Linked DNA regions of Homo sapiens: region 2 is linked to region 1. The links are chromatin loops, found by intact Hi-C in ENCODE. Cell type or tissue: PC-9. All regions are shown on one strand. Each heading gives the region's core, and the rest is flanking DNA. Links, peaks and the distances in the headings are about the cores only.

The links. Peaks named below come from ENCODE experiments on the same cell type or tissue, not always from the same donor. Only the 100,000 strongest peaks of a DNase experiment are listed, where the experiment ranks them.
Region 2: a loop joins it to region 1, with 8 times the contacts of the local background. A loop is called at or near these places in 24 of 110 quality-filtered maps.

Annotation. Positions count from the first base shown.
Region 1 is chr12:1,113,831-1,121,725 of GRCh38, forward strand. ERC1 (ELKS/RAB6-interacting/CAST family member 1) reads left to right here. Exons shown (of 19, transcript NM_178040.4): 7 at 2,036-2,203. It overlaps LOC124902857 (a long non-coding RNA gene), which reads right to left. Exons shown (of 3, transcript XR_007063157.1): 2 at 3,736-3,792; 3 at 1,584-1,669. Among named protein-coding and RNA genes, the nearest start is that of ERC1, 130 kb to the left of the region's middle. RefSeq lists an enhancer at 1,570-2,769. In PC-9, for the core only: CTCF peaks have their summits at 4,320 (motif pointing right) and 4,539; DNase peaks (open chromatin) are centred at 2,081, 2,171 and 4,371; H3K4me3 peaks cover 740 bases; H3K27ac peaks cover 1,742 bases.
Region 2 is chr12:1,601,013-1,608,907 of GRCh38, forward strand. No RefSeq gene overlaps it. Among named protein-coding and RNA genes, the nearest start is that of FBXL14, 10 kb to the left of the region's middle. RefSeq lists enhancers at 4,319-4,840, 4,431-4,490, 4,611-4,690, 4,841-5,360. In PC-9, for the core only: CTCF peaks have their summits at 4,448 and 4,651; DNase peaks (open chromatin) are centred at 4,369 and 5,159; H3K4me3 peaks cover 1,770 bases; H3K27ac peaks cover 2,002 bases.

The sequences.
Region 1 (7,895 bases), core at 1,996-6,995:
TTACTAATTAGGAAACTGATTAGGAAAGTAATTATTCAGGGACACATAGCTAGCTTAGTTCTGATAGGTGAATGTCTGCAAAGCCTTGTGCTCCTAAGCTTTGTATTATATTTGCTTCCCCTTTATAATGTCTTCCCTTCTCAGTCTTTAAGGAAAATTTGTGCTTCTAAACTCTGCTTTTCTTTTCTTTTTTTCTTTTTCTTTATTTTTTTGAGACAGAGTCTTTCTCTGTCGCCAGGCTGGAGTGCAGTGGCGAGATCTCGGCTCACTGCAACCTCTGACTCCCTGGTTCAAGCGATTCTCCTGCCTCAGCCTCCTGAGTAGCTGGGATTACAGGCATGCGCCACCATGCCCAGCTGATTTTTGTATTTTTAGTAGAGATGGGTTTCACTATGTTGGCCAGGATGGTCTTGATCTCCTGACCTTGTGATCCACCCGCCTCGGCCTTCCAAAGTGCAATGATTACAGGCGTGAGCCACTGCACCCGGCCTAAACCCTGCTTTTCATTTAAAATATTTTCTTTTCTTTCTTAGTCTTTAAGGTCAATATAGCATTATTTGAAGCTTACTTAATAATGCAGATGATGACGAAACAGATTTTTATATTTATTTTTGACCACGTGATTGGAGGTAGCTGGAAATTTGAATAATCTTAGTCATAGTTCTTTAGCTGAGAAAATGGTAACACTTTGAACATCCCCCAAAATATTCATTCATACAACAAATGTGTTTTTGTTACAATCAGTGTGTTAGGGAATGGAATAGTGTTAATGGGTTGTTTTTATTGGTGAAGGGATATCATAAAAGACTCCACGTTGTTACAGTGTGTGCTAACTCTTGGGTACATACTATTTTGCAGGATGAATATAGCCACCGTTTAAAATTATCTTCCACTGATGTTTTTAGTATCCTCAGGTACTTTGTATACAATAAGCATACAGAAATATTTGTTGAATGAATGAATAACTATATCTCTAAAAAGAGATTTTATGCATATGAGAAAAATACTTAATCTTTTTTGAAACAGAAGGCTAAATTGGAAATTTATTTTTGGTGTTCCTCAAAGGTCTAATTTTAATTAATGTGAAATTTATTTCTTCATGGGAAATTGTTCTCAAAAGCTTTATCCCTTATACCTAAGATTATTACAATTACAATACTTTAGATACATTCAAGTTTTTGAAAATGAAAAGATAACTTTTTGTTTCATCAGTGACACCGAAATTACTGACTTGTCAAATGTATACTTCCAATAATTAGTATCTTTTTTAGTTCCTTGTTAGGTGGTAGACATAATTTAAAAGGAGATGTAATTTCTGTTTACATGGCTTCCATTTAGGGTAAAAAACTATTTTTAAAATTCTTAGAAAACAGGAATGTAAAGAAGGTGTTAGAAAGAAAATACTTTCAATGTTAAGAGAGAAATTAATCAATACACATAACATCAAATTATAGGATTTTACAAAACCATGTTATGTATAACATTAAAAGTGGCTTTTTAAGATAAGAATTTTATGCAAACTTTTGAGAATGAAAAAGATAACAGTGAAAAATTAGCACAACAGCAGCAGATTTTGAATTTTAAATAGTACTAGGAGGTTTCTAAAACCTTTTTTGTTATATCTGCACTCATCCTGCATTTGATCCATCATGTTCTGAAGAGGTCTCACCTAGAAAAATGAAAACCATTTCATCAGTACAGTGGTGTTCAGTTGCTTACTGCTGTCTCATAGTCATCTAATTGAATTGGAATTTCCTTTCCCTCCATTCCCTTTCTAAGAGGTTTCAAAGAATATTTAGAAGACACAATAAATGAAAACTGGACATTTCCCTATTGGTTGAATAAGTTTAGTGGTTTTTTTTGGCTCAGGGTTGGGGAGATCCAAGGTTATGTCATGCAAAAAGATGAATATGACCTATCACACAGTTCGTGCTGCATTTAGTTTCATATTTTGTGACTCAGATCTGTGAAAGATACAGATAAGAGGTGTTTGTTTTATTTCTTTTTTCCTTAAAGTGTTTTACTTCTTTTCTAGATTGGCCAGGTGAAACAGGAGCTGTCCAGAAAGGACACAGAACTACTCGCCCTGCAGACAAAGCTAGAAACACTCACAAACCAGTTCTCAGATAGTAAACAGCACATTGAAGTGTTGAAGGAGTCCTTGACTGCTAAGGAGCAGAGGGCTGCCATCCTGCAGACTGAGGTAGAAACAATTCTGGGATTTGTGGGGAGTTGGTTTCTTGGCACCTTTTCATAAGCGTTACCTGTGCTGTTTTTGTTATGTTTAGAATTGGGAAATATGAGTAATGTTATGATTAATTCTTCAGCAGCGTGATCAGTCACTGTGCTAAAATGTAACCATCTTATTTCAGTTGTTCTTAGATCTAACAAGTTAAAACAGGTGCAGTTTATGTTTTTAATTCTTTAAACTTTTGCCAAGTCTGTACTTCAAAGTATACTCTGACAGTATTAAAAATAAAAGGATAATTGTAAAAGAGAAATCATTGATTTAGAAGCTTCAGTTCAACCCCTGGTGAATTTTCTAGTCATGAATGACAATGAGCTTGGTTACACTGTGTTTGGAGTACATTTAAGTGTCTTTAAGTTGTGATATTATGAATAACTGTATATAGGAAACTGGAATCTGTTAAAGTTCTAGATAGTCTAATTTTAAACCACAGATTATTAGACAATGTGTCTTCATATCCTGTTTGAAAATAAAGTTAGTGTTTTTAGAATTTTTTTTTTTTTTTTGAGATGGCCTCTCGCTCTGTTGCCCAGGCTGGAGTGCAGTGGTGTGATCTTGGCTTGGCGTGATCTTGGCTCACCACTACCTCCGCCTCCTGGATTCAGGTGATTCTCCTGCCTCAGCCTCCTGAGTAGCTGGGATTATAGGCGCATGCCACCAAGCCTGGCTAATTTTTGTATTTTTAGTGGAGATGGGGTTTCACCATATTGGCCAGGCTGGTCTCGAACTCCTGACCTCTTGATCCGCCCGCCTCTGCCTCCCAAAGTGCTGGGATTACAGGCATGAGCCACCATGCCCGGGCAGTGTTTTTCAAAATCTTGGAAGATGATCTAGACTATTGGCTATGACTTCAGTTAGGTATCCACCATCTTCAGATAGGTATATGACTTCAGATAGATATTTAGTGTATTTGCTAAATAATCCCAGATCGATTCTTATCTATCTTACTTTCAATGATCGAAGAGAAAGAGTTGATGATACCATGTGGATTTACTGTCTTAATATAAATATTTTTTAAAGGTTGCAGTGAAATAGATAATTTAAGAATAGATAAGTAGTTTTGCTTTATAGAAGAAACATAAAGCATATGATGTAGATTAGCTTTTTTTCTTTAAAGAAAAATAAGAACATAATTTGGTGGAAAAAAGGAATGAGGAGGAAAAGAAAGAATAAAAACCTCATAGTCTTAGAAGACAAGAATCTTCCAATAAGGAAGAATGAAGAAGGAACCTAAACTGTTTCATGTAATATTTTTATCTGTACAATTTGGGGCTTTGTTAAAAATGGGAGATTTTAGCTGACATGTTTGTCATTTTTCTTATAACTTACACTTTTTCTATTTTAGTTATGTTTCATTTTGTTATGATGTCAGCTCCATTCTACCTCACAGAGATATTTGGGTATAAAATCATGAGATGCAGTAGTGGCTAAGGCTTTGGCTCTAGAGTCATGTTTACTGAGTTTGGACTTCCATCTTTACCACTTACTATGAGTCGCGTGATCCTGGGAACGTATTCAACTTCCTTACACTTCACTTTTCACGTCTGTAAGGTGAAGAGAATAGTAGTGCTTAACTCATAAGTTTGTTGTTAGAATTAAACTCGTTTATTTACTGCCAGTGTCTGGCACATAGTAAAGTCTTTGTACATTCGTCATTGTTATCATTTTATAATTCTTCTAATAAAATCAACTAATGCATATACTGTTGAGATGTTAAGAGAACATAGTATTTAGATGATCTGCATTTTCTTACTTTTATTAAGCTAAACTTAGGTTTATTCAGGGAATTATAAATATGAAATCATCTAGATAATGTTACCTGCAAAGTTATTCATTTATAGCTTTATTTTAAAAATTTTTTGTGGGTGCATAGTAGGTATATATATTTATGGGGTATGTGAGATATTTAATACAGGCATACAATGTGAAAATAAATTATGGAGAATGGCGGTATCCATCCCCTCAATCGTGTATCCTTTGAGTTACAAACAATCCAATTACACTCTTTAAGTTATTTTAAAATGTAATAGCTTTATTAATCGTTTTTCACTTCAGTAGCTTGAGTGCATGCAATACAGCAAAAGGGTCAGAAGAGGGTGCCAGTGTTCTAGAGGTCAGCCGCACTTCCAAGTTTGCTACTGTAATAGCTTTGGATGGAGGTGGCAGGTGTACAAACCAGAGAACCAAGCAGTTGGTTAATGATAATGCAAACATTTAAAAGCTTGTCACAGTCTAATAAATGACTTTTCCCCCTTGGCAATCCATGCTTCTCTTTGTACCCCCCTCAAATAATATTCTTATTAGCCAGGTCTCACCCAGATGGGCTTGTGATTGGTTTCTTGTACCATAGAGAATAGATTGTATTTATTGTCATTCATGAATGGTTTTTAGTTTTTAGCCATTGCAGGAGTAGCTGAGTCTCAGTGATTATTTCTGTAAGTTACTAGGGCCACTGCGCAAATAGAACCATCTCATCATAAAAGATAAAAGAATGAAAGCTAACTTTCTTTGGAATTTGGGATGATTTTAAGAATGTAATATGTCTATTTATTAGCATTGCTTAAAAAATTACTCTGGTGGCACTTGACAAGAGTCACCTTTTCCAATGTAACTTGCCAGTGTTAGAGCCCAGTAAAAGGCAGTTTATACCAGCTCTTTGAAAGTTTTCATGTGTTTCTATAATTTGCTCTTAGTTGATTTCATCTTTTCTGCAGCTATCCCAGACTTCGATCTAACACTCGGATTACTAAATTAAGTATATATGAAAAAAGAACATGGAGCATGGAGTTTTTCTTTCATTTTTATTTTTAGAGATAGAATCTTACTCTGTCACCCAAGCTGGAGTGCAGTGGCATGATTATATTAATAGCTCATTGCAGCCTGGAACTCCTGGGATCAAACGCTTCTCCTGCCTCAGCCTCCTGAGTAGCCAAGACTTATAGGCATGTGCCACCACACCTGGCTAATTTTTAAAACTTTTTGCAGAGACAGAGTCTCACTGTGTTGCCTAGGCTGGTCTGGGACTCCTGAGCTCAAGCAATCCTCCTGCCTCTGCCTCCCAAAGTGCTCGGATTACAGGCGTGAGCCACTGTGCCTAGCCTGGAGTTTAAAAAATTTTAAAAATCCTTTAAGGAAAACAGTTACATGTGAAAAGATCTGTTTGTTTTTTGTTTTGTTTTGTTTTTTTTGTTTTTTTTTTCCCTATTCAGGGTACATGGACTAAGGCCCTCTGGTGTTATACAAGGTACAGTATATATGGAATCGCTCCCGTTTTGTAACCATCTCTTTTAATCTGATGACTTTCACAGAGGTGGTCTGGATTTAGTAATATAGTGGTTAAAAGCATGGTCTTTGGTGTCAGACATAGGCTTGAAAACCAGCCCTCTACCTTTACTAGTTGTGTGACCTTAGAGGAGTTACTTTACTTCTTCTTTGTGTGTGTGTGTGTGTGTGTGTGTGTGTGTGTGTGTGTGTGTGTGTGTGTGTGTGTGAGATGGAGTTTTGCTCTTGTTGCCCAGGCTGGAGTGCAATAGCACAATCTTGGCTCACCACAACCTCGCCTCCTGGGTTCAAGCGATTCTCCTGCCACAGCCTCCCGAGTAGCTGGGATTATAGGCATGTGCCACCACACCTGGCTAATTCTGTATTTTTAGTAGAGATGGGGTTTCTCCCTGTTGGTCAGGCTGGTCTCGAACTCCCGACCTCAGGTGATCTGTCCTCCTCAGCCACCCAAAGTGCTGGGATTACAGGTGTGAGCCACCGCATCCATTCAGGAGTTACTTTACTTCTTTAAGCCTCCATTTCCTCATCTATAAAATGAGGATAATGATAATAACAACTTCCTAAGGTTTTTATGACTAGGTGTTTAATTCTGTTCTCATCTGAATATGGAGGGACATTTTTTTATTAATTTATTATTTTTTTTTTGCGACAAGGTTTCACTTTGTCATTCAGGCTGTAGTGCAGTGCCTTGATCATAGCTCACTGTAACCTTGAACTTCTGGGCTCAGGTGATCCTCCCACTTCAGCATCTTGAGTAGCTAGGACTACAGATGCAGGCCACCTCTCCTGGCTGATTTTTTAATTTGTATTTTTTGTAGAGACAGGGTCTCACTATGTTGCCCAGGATGTTCTTGAACTCCTGGCTTCAAGCAGTCCTCCTGCCTCAGCCCCCAAAGCACAAGAATTATAGGCAGGAGCCACTGTGTCCAGCCATGGAGGGAAATTTAAATTCAGTGGGTTAAAAAATTTCGAAACACCTTACAGTTTATAGCACTTTGATTTGATTTGATCTTTATTGTTTTATTTGCTCTTCATAGTAATGGCATGGGTTAGACAAGATAATTATTGTTGTTTTGCTTTTATAATTGAGAATTTTGTGAACTGCTTATTAGCATACCACTTTTGACTGGCACTTGAGGCTACTCTCACTAGTAACACTGGGACTTTTGATATATCATTTACAGTATTCTCAAGAATTAAAGTTCTTTTCTTGTTCCAAAATTGTGATGCTATACTAGGGACCTACCATTAAATGTATTTTCAGGATGAATTCTCAATGTGCAGAGCAGAGCTGATTGTATCAATAAGCCAAAATAATGTACACCTTACTGCTTCAAAGTAGTACAGGTTTTTCCCCTTCTCCAGGAAATTGTGTTTTGGAATTCTGTTTATTATAGGTAAGGAATATAATCTATATCTTAGTAATAGTAAGAGGAAGTGGTTCTTTTTTTCGGAGGTGCTCAGGAGATCAGCATCTAGCACAAGGTGAGGACCTGCCCTTGCTCTAGGATGTTTTGGCACTAGGCACTAGAGCTAGGATGCTGTTGTTTGACGTGCACCCTCTGCTTGCAGTCCCAGCCCAGTTCTGACTTCTTCAGCATACTAAGAGTTAGTAATACATTCTTAGAACTAGAGGGCATTTTTAGAGATCATCCAGTCTTTCCGTAATTTAAAGAATATGTATGATAATATCTAACCTGAGTCTTGTACCATGGAGGGTTTGTATACTTTCATTTTCCCAGTTAATTCTTAGAGTAACCTTCTAAGAAATAAGAATTGTTGTAACATTTTACAGATGGGGAGTTAAAACTTAGAGAGACTGAGGTTACATGACCTAGTGCCCGATCGATTCAAACCCGCAAACTTGCGTTCTTGATCATAACGCTGCAATTCCTCCCTGTGCAGAGAGAATATAGTGACATGCTGAAGGCCTATACAACTACTTGGTATTAGTTTTGGGACTGGAATTCATCATTTCTGACTTCGCTAATTATGATGTGCATAGACGACCATGACTCTTGTTTGATTGGTAGGTTGAGGACTAGCCACAAAGAAAGATGGGGAGAAGAAGAAACAATTCATGTTGGTAGAGAGGAGAAAAGGATTTAGGTTGATGGAATTACATAGCCTCAGAAAGAGATAGGCATCTTTTGTGACGAGATTGTGAAAGAAGAGAAAGATGTATTGATTGATCTCTTCATTCAACACGGTTTTGGGAGTACCTGCTGAGAACCCTTCTGAGCACTGGGGATACAGTGGCAAATGAAACAAAGGCTGATGATCTCTATCTCTATCTCTATCTCTATCTCTATCTCTATCTATCTCTATCTCTATCTCTATCTCTATCTGTGTCTCTATCTCTATC
Region 2 (7,895 bases), core at 1,414-6,413, 490 kb after region 1:
TATGGATCTTCCATATTGAGGCATCAGTTAATCTAAAAAATCTAAAAAATCACTTTCCTAAAGAATTCTTGGCTTTTATTTTTCCCAAGAATAAGAGATCTGGCTGGGCACGGTGGATCATTCCTGTAATCCCAGCATTTGGGGAGGCTGAGGTGGGAGGATCACTTGAGCCCAAGAGTTCGAGATCAGCCTGGGCAACACAGGGAGACCCTATCCCTACAAAATTAAATTTAAAAAATTAGCCAGACACAGTGGTGCGCACCTGTAGTCCCAGCTATTCACGAGGCTGAGGTAGGAGGATAGTTTGAGCCCAGGAGGTCGAGGCTGCAGTGAGCCGTGATCACACCAGTGCACTCCAGCCTGGGTAACAGAGAGAGAGAGGAGAGAGAGAAAAAAGAGAAACCTTTAACTCTTATGTATCTGGAATTGGAAATTCAGTATCTGAAGTCAGAAAATTTTAATTCATGGTCTGGACTTTGCAACTGTTTTTACAACCGAGATTGCCTCAAAAAAAAAATTTGTTTTAGTCAGCTCTCTCCTCATTTGCCCCATTCTTCTCTCTAACAATAGAACCAGACAAGGATGGAAAAAGAGGGAAGTTCAGGGTGTCCTGCCTGTGGCGTCCACGTGTGACTCTCCCCTACGTGCCCGTGCTTTCTGTTCCCATTCCCGTGAGCTGCGTTCACACCATACTTGGAGTCTGAAGCTGTGTGTTTGAATCCTTGCCCTCCCACTGTAGTCTGTTGCCTGACCTATGGCAAAGTCACTCAATTCTTTGAGCTTCAATTTCCTCATCTATAAAACGAAAGTGATTGTCGTTCACGGAGCTGTGGTGAGATGCGTTAAGAAAACATCCACGAGAAAGGAAGGGCCTAGTGCATGCCCGGCACATAGTAGGGACCTAGTAAATGCTGTTTTTGTTTTTTTCTTGTATAAAGATGCACTTTGAAAAAGAAAAAAAAAAACCCTTACAGATGTGCCTCAGAATTATACAGATGTACATTTACTGACAGTGACACTTTTTTAAAACTGTACTTCCTGTTTTAAAGAAATGTGCAGGTTCGAAGCTGGGCGCAGTGGCTCATGCCTGTAATCCCAGCACTTTGGCAGGTCGAGGCAGGCGAATCACAAGGTCAGGAATTCGAGACCAGCCTGGCTAACTTGGTGAAACCCCGTCTCTACTAAAAATACAAAAAATTAGCCAGGCGTAGTGGTGGGTGCCTGTAATCTCAGCTACTCGGGAGGCTGAGGCAGGAGAATAGCTTGAACCTGGGATGTGGAGGTTGCAGTGAGCGAGATCACTCCACTGCACTCCAGCCTGGGTGACAGAGCGAGACTCTGTCTCAAAAAGAAAAAGAAATGTACAGGTTCAAGGACTGGAAACATAACAAAAGCGTAGGCGCATAAGAGAATGATCTTTCAGGTAGAGCCAGCCATGTGTTTGCATCTTATCTTCTCCTCTGTAAGTCAGGAAGGGTAGCATGTTCCATTCATGCGCAAAGAAATAGTCCAGAACTCCTCTTCTGCCAGACATCCATCCGTCCTGTGGCCTTGGACCTATGGTTTCACTACCAACTCTTACTCTTTCTTTTTTCTGAGACAGAGTCTTACCTTGTCGCCCAGGCTGGAGTGCAGTGGCGTGATCTCGGCTCACGGCAACCTCCTCCTCCCGGGTTCAAGCGATTCTCCTGCCTCAGCCTCCCGAGTAGCTGGGATTACAGGCACCTGCCACCACGCCTGGCTGACTTTTGTATTATTAGTAGAGATGGGGTTTCACTATGTTGGCCGGGCTGGTCTTGAACTCCTGACCTCAGGTGACCCACCCGTCTCAGCCTCCCAAAGTGCTGGGATTATAGGCGTGAGTCATTACGCCTGGCCCAACTGTTACTCTTTCTTTTGCTTAGCGTGGTGATTCTGAAGCTTGACTAGGCATCAGAATAAACTTGAGGGCTTCCTGATGCAGGACATCTGGGGAGAGGCCTGAGAATTTGCGTTTCTCACATTGCTGTCAGCATCACCTGGGAACTGGGGATCACAGAACTGAGAATCGCTGGTAGAACCTCCTAGTACCCACCTTTTTTTTCCTTCTTTAAAACTTTTGTTAAATTATACTTCTTAAAAGCTCTCTCTTTTTTGGCAAAATTAAAATCCTGTAGGACAAAACTATAGTCCCCCGCCCCCCTCCATCTTCTGTCGTTTAGATCATGAGCTCCTCTGATACAAAGGTTGAAATTTTCTCCAGTGGTATGGTGGAAAGAACTTAGGTTTTACAGTCAGATGAATTCTAGGATAAAATCTTGACTCTGTCACTTATTAGCTCTATGACTTTGGACAAATTATTTAACCACTAAGAGGCTCCATTATCTCATCTATGAAATGGAACTAGTGATTTCCAAATCTTGGGAGTTTTGTGAGGGTTGACTGGGGTAATGTGTGTAACCTCCTAGTATGGTGACAGACCGTAATGAAAACAGCCTAATGTTTACAGAGCATTGATTGAGCAGTAGGCCTTCTTTTAAGGTCTTTACATTTATGAACTTCCCTAATTGTGACAACAGCTCATTTTACAGCCTATGAAGAGGGTTCATTACTATCTCCATTTTACAGATGAAGAAAGTACAGCCCAGAGAAGGGACTGGCTCAAGACCAAACAGCTGGCCGAACTGGAATTTGAATTCTGTGATCTGGATCTAGAGCCCATATCCCAGCCACCATGCTTTGCTGTGTTAACAGTATAAGTTTAGCAGTCCGCCTTGCTAGGATGCAGTTACTCTATGATGCCACGTAAAGAGAGGTCCATGACACAGACAGATAAATGCCACATGTTCTCACTCATGTGTGGGAGCTAAAAACAACTGAGCTCATAGAAACAGAAGTAGGGGTGAGGCACTGTGGCTCACGTCTGTAATCCCAGCACTTTGGGAAGCCAAGGCGGGTGGATCACTTGAGGTCAGGAGTTCGAGACCAGCCTGGGCAACATGTGGAGACCCCCATCTCTACAAAAATACAAAAATTAGCCTGGCATTGTGGTGCGCACCAGGGATCCCAGCTACTCTGGAGGCTAAGATGGGAGGATTGCTTGAGCCCAGGAGGTCGAGGCTGCAGTGAGGTATGATCACACCACTGCACTCTAGCCTGGGTAACAGAGGGAGACCCTGTCTGAAAGAAGGAGGCTGGGAAGTGCAGCAGGGAGGGGAGGGCAGGAGTAGGTTGGTTAATGGATGTAAAATTACAACTAGACAGGAGGAATAAGTTCTAGTGTTCTAAAGCACCGTAGGGCGAATATAGTTAACAATTTATTTTATTTGTTCAAAAAGCTAGAAGAGAGGATTTTCAGTGTTCCCAACACAAAGAAATGGTTTTCGAGGTGATGGATATGCTGATTACCCTGATTGGATCCATTACACATAGCATACATGGATAGAAATAGCACTCTGTGCTCTATAAATGTGTACAATTTTTACATGTCAACTGAAAATAAAAGGAAAAAAAGATGTGCAAATATGTTTTGAGATCTTTAAAGCGCCATGTAAATGTGTGGTATGTTTTGCTTGTTAGGAGTACTGCTGTCCCATTATGTATTTGAACAACTCCTCATAAAGTACCTTTGGCTTGGGGAAAAAAAAGAGTTAACAGTGAGTGTCATATTGACCATACTGTGAGCAGGATCTGGTCACGGTGAGGCATGGTGATCATGGAAGACACTCGAAGGCTCTGGTTGGTTTGCTAGCCAAAATAGGTCAGAGTGTGTGTGTGGGGGGGGGTGAGAGTGTGTGTGTGTGTGTGTGAGAGTGTGTGGGGTGTGTGTGGGGGGGTGAGTGTGTGTGAGACAGTGTGTGAGGGGTGTGTGAGTGTGTAGGGTGAGTGTGTGAGAGAGTGTGTGAGAGTGTGTGAGAGTGTGTGGGGGTGTGTGAGAGTGTGTGTGGGTGTTTGTGGGGGGTGTGAGAGTGTGTGGGGGGTGAGTGTGTGTGAGTGTGTGAGGGGTGTGTGTAGGGTGAGTGTGTGATAGTGTGAGAGTGTGTGGGGGTGTGTGAGAGTGTGTGGGGTGAGTGTGTGGGAGGTGAGAGTGTGTGAGAGAGTGTAGGGTGAGTGTGTGTGAGAGTGAGTGTGAGAGTGTGTGGGGTGAGTGTGTGTGAGTGTGTGGGGGTGAGAGAGTGTGTGTGAGAGTGTGTGTGTGAGTGTGTGAGAAAGTGTGTGTGTGAGAGTGTGTGGGGGAGGGTGTGTGTGTGTGAGAGTGAGTGTATGTGAGAGACAGAGGGTGGTGTGTGTTTGTGCCTGTGTGAGTGTGTGTACTGCAGGGTAGATATCCTGATACCTGTTTCATGCCTTCAGGCCCACAGCTGGCTGTGGCCTCGCAGGACCAGGAATGCGTTTGTGTGTAATTATGTCACCCTCTAGCGGTGACTTCCCTACTAGCCCTTTATCCTTGAAAAGCCCACTCGGGTGTCGGTGACCTCTCTTCCCAGTGACAGCCCGGGAGCAGAACTTCGGGGAGATTCTGGCATGGAGGGACAGTGCTGGGAAAAGCGGGGTGTGGCCGGGCATGAAGAGAGTGCCAGGGCCCGGGAAGAGTGAAAAGTACAACTAGGACTAATGAGGAGTGCACCCTGCCGAGCAGAAGGGGAAGCAGGAGCGGGCCAGGCACAGCGTCTGGAGAGGAGGGAAGAGAAGGCGCTCTCAAGGGGAGGCTCTTGCGTGTCAATTTCTGCCAAGTGCCATTTTATGTCTGTGGGGTGGGACGGTTATCGCAGCTAGAGCTCTTTCCAGAATGTCAGCACTGAGGGCCGAAGTGGGCGTGGAGAAGCAGTTTCAATTCTGTTTTCCAAGGGAAGTAGGCACAGGTTTAGAGGCTGCCTGGAGCTGCCTAAATTCCAAACGTTCACCACCGTGGAGTGGACTGCTGACTTGGCTGCTTCTGCCTAGCCTGGGGCTCTGTTCCCTCTGCCAGTAAAGGTCATTTTATCAGGATCCTCAGAGGCTTTCGCATGTTGATAAATATTTCAAAAGACAAGGGGGAATCAAGATCAGTCTTACTGAGAGCGGATTTGGAACTCCGCGTTCGGCGGGACGCTGCCGCCCGAGGCCTGACTGAGCCACAGTGCGAAGGGTGCTCCCTTTTTGAAAAGGTGCTGGCGCCAGGCCAGGCTTTGCTGGAAAGTCCTATCTGGATGAGTCAGAGCATTTACATTTCTTACATAATGTCAGACCCAGAGGAGCTTTAGGGATCAGCCCAGCTACAGAGTTCACAGCCAGGTCCCCTTTTCTGCCAAGAGGATAGGGTTAAAGGTTTTAAAAAAAACAAGCAGAGTCTCAAGGGGCAGAAAAGCGAAGGCTCAGAGTTAATGCTGATTAACTCTTCACACCCCAGAAAAGATGGTTCTGAGGTAAAACCACACCTTTATGTCACATGATGCCACTGCCTTCCTGAATCCAGTCATTCCTAAAGAGGTCAGTAACACCAAGCACTGACCTTCCCGCCTTGTGTGCAGGAAATTAAAGAGGCATGAAAACCCTGTCCACATTTTCTCTAAAGTTGGAACAGCTTGCCTGGGGCTTCAGACTGAGCTTCAATCTCAAGCTTCAGTGAGATTCTTTGTTGTTTATTTTTTATTTTTAAACTATTTGGCCAGGCGCGGTGGCTCACGCCTGTAATCCCAGCACTTTGGGAGGCCGAGGTAGGCAGATCACTTGAGGTCAGGAGTTTGAGATCAGCCTGGCCAACATGGTGAAACCTCATCTCTACTAAAAATACAAAAATTAGCCAGTGTGATGGTGTACGCCTGTAATCCCACCTGCTCAGGAGGCTGAAGCAGGAGAATCGCATGAACCTGGGAGACGGAGGTTGCAGTCAGCTGAGATCGAGCAACTGCACTCCAGCCTGGGCGACAGAGCAAGACTCCGTCTCAAAATAAACAAACAAACTAACTAACTAACTAACTAACTTACTATTGAAGGCCAAAGAGTTCAAGTAACTAACATAAGAAATCAGTGGCTACTGTTGTAACCATCAAGAATTCTTTAATGGGCCAGGTGCAGTGGCTCAGGCCTGTAATCCCAACACTTTGGGAGGCCAAGGCAGGTGGATTACGAGGTCAGGAGTTCGGGATCAGCCTGGCCAACATGGTGAAACCCTGTCTCTACTAAAAATACAAAAATTAGCTGGGTCTGGTGGAGCACACCTGTAATCCTAGCTACTCAGGAGGCTGAGGCAGAATTGCTTGAACTGGGGAGGCGGAGGTTGCAGTGAACTGAGATCACGCAACTGCACTCCAGCCTGGGTGACAGAGCAAGACTCTGTCTCAGAAAAAAAAAGAAAGAAAGAAAAAAAAAAGAATTCCTTAATTTCCTTAATTTAACTGGTTCAGGGAACCTAAATGAGAGTTGTCACATAATAGCAAATCTTAGTGACCAGATGACACTCAAAGCAGGTGTAAATATTTAACAAAAGCACTGTGTAGACATTTAATGACAATGGTTGCTTTTTGTTTGCTTGCTTTTTATTTGTTTACAAATGAAAATAAAGCAGAGAATGAGAAGTCACTTTCTCAGGGTCACGGGAACAATTCAGGTTGAACGCATCTCTCCTCCGACATGCCGAGCGTCTTTGAGTCTCCTCACCCAGGCGCACACTCAGGATTGCAGTCATCTGCTATTGTTGCCTTTATTTATTTTGAGACGGAGTCTCGCTCTTGTCACCCAGGCTGGAGTGCAGTGATGCGATCTCGGCTCACTGCAACCTCCGCCTCCCGGGTTCAAGGGATTCTCCTGCCTCAGCCTCCCGAATAGCTGGGACTACAGGCATGTACCACCACGCTCAGCTAATTTTTTTTTTTTTGTATTTTTAGTAGAGACGGGGTTTCACCATGTTGGCCAGGCTGGTCTTGAACTCCTGAGTTCAGGTGATCCACCCGTCTCGGCCTCCCAAAGTGCTGGGATTACAGGTAGGAGCCACTGCACCTGGCCTATTGTTGCCTTTTTACTTGATATTTCAATAAATTTGTGAGCAATTGGAATGGTAAGAAATTCGCTGCAGTACATAAAAGTTTGATCACTTAGACTGCTGTGTGATTAGGGTTGCTCAGTGATCTTCCGGCAATAAAGGGAGGAAAAGGAGAAATTTCAGATGGAGTGATGATGGATGTCCTCAGGCATGTCAATGGCTGCTGAAGTGCTATGGGAAAATGGAAAACACAATCTTTGGGATCCCTCTTTCAGCCATTTTCCTGCTTTTATATCTATAAACTTTAAAAAGTAGGGCATACTTTAAACAATAGTATACTAAGAAATTGTCACCGCTGGCAGAGCCAAAATTGAATCAGCTTGCCTTGTGATTACATCAGAAATGTGTCTTAGTCTGTAAAGCTTCACTACAGGAAATGCCCAGGAGCTGCTAATAAAGTTTAATACACATTTGCTTCCTTAATGCTATATTAACATCCTGACCATCACAACTTTCATTGTAAACCTATTGCTTATTAAAAACACCCTGTAAGATGTCACAAACTGACAGAAAGTTGGGGCTACTACATGAATTAATATGCTAACTAGTATTTTTCAGTGTTATATAGTATAAGATAGTAAGTGCTTGAAATATGAGCATTTTGAAATCCTTGGCCAGCATAATCCCATGGGTAACACTGAATTATCCATGGCTGTGGGAGAGAGCAGGTGGTTCACTTCCAACCATGGGTTGTGTTCCAAACTAAGGGTTTTTGTTTGTTTTGTTTTCTTTCTTTTAAAGAAAATCAAGTTTATTTTTGAAACTGTTCATTTTAATTCTAAGACAAAGCTAGAAAAAGAAGAATGGAAGATCTGGAAAAAAAGCATTGTCAACTGTCACTGTCCTACCATGGGAAAGAAATGTCTTACAAACGGAAAAAAAAGTTGGAGAGAAC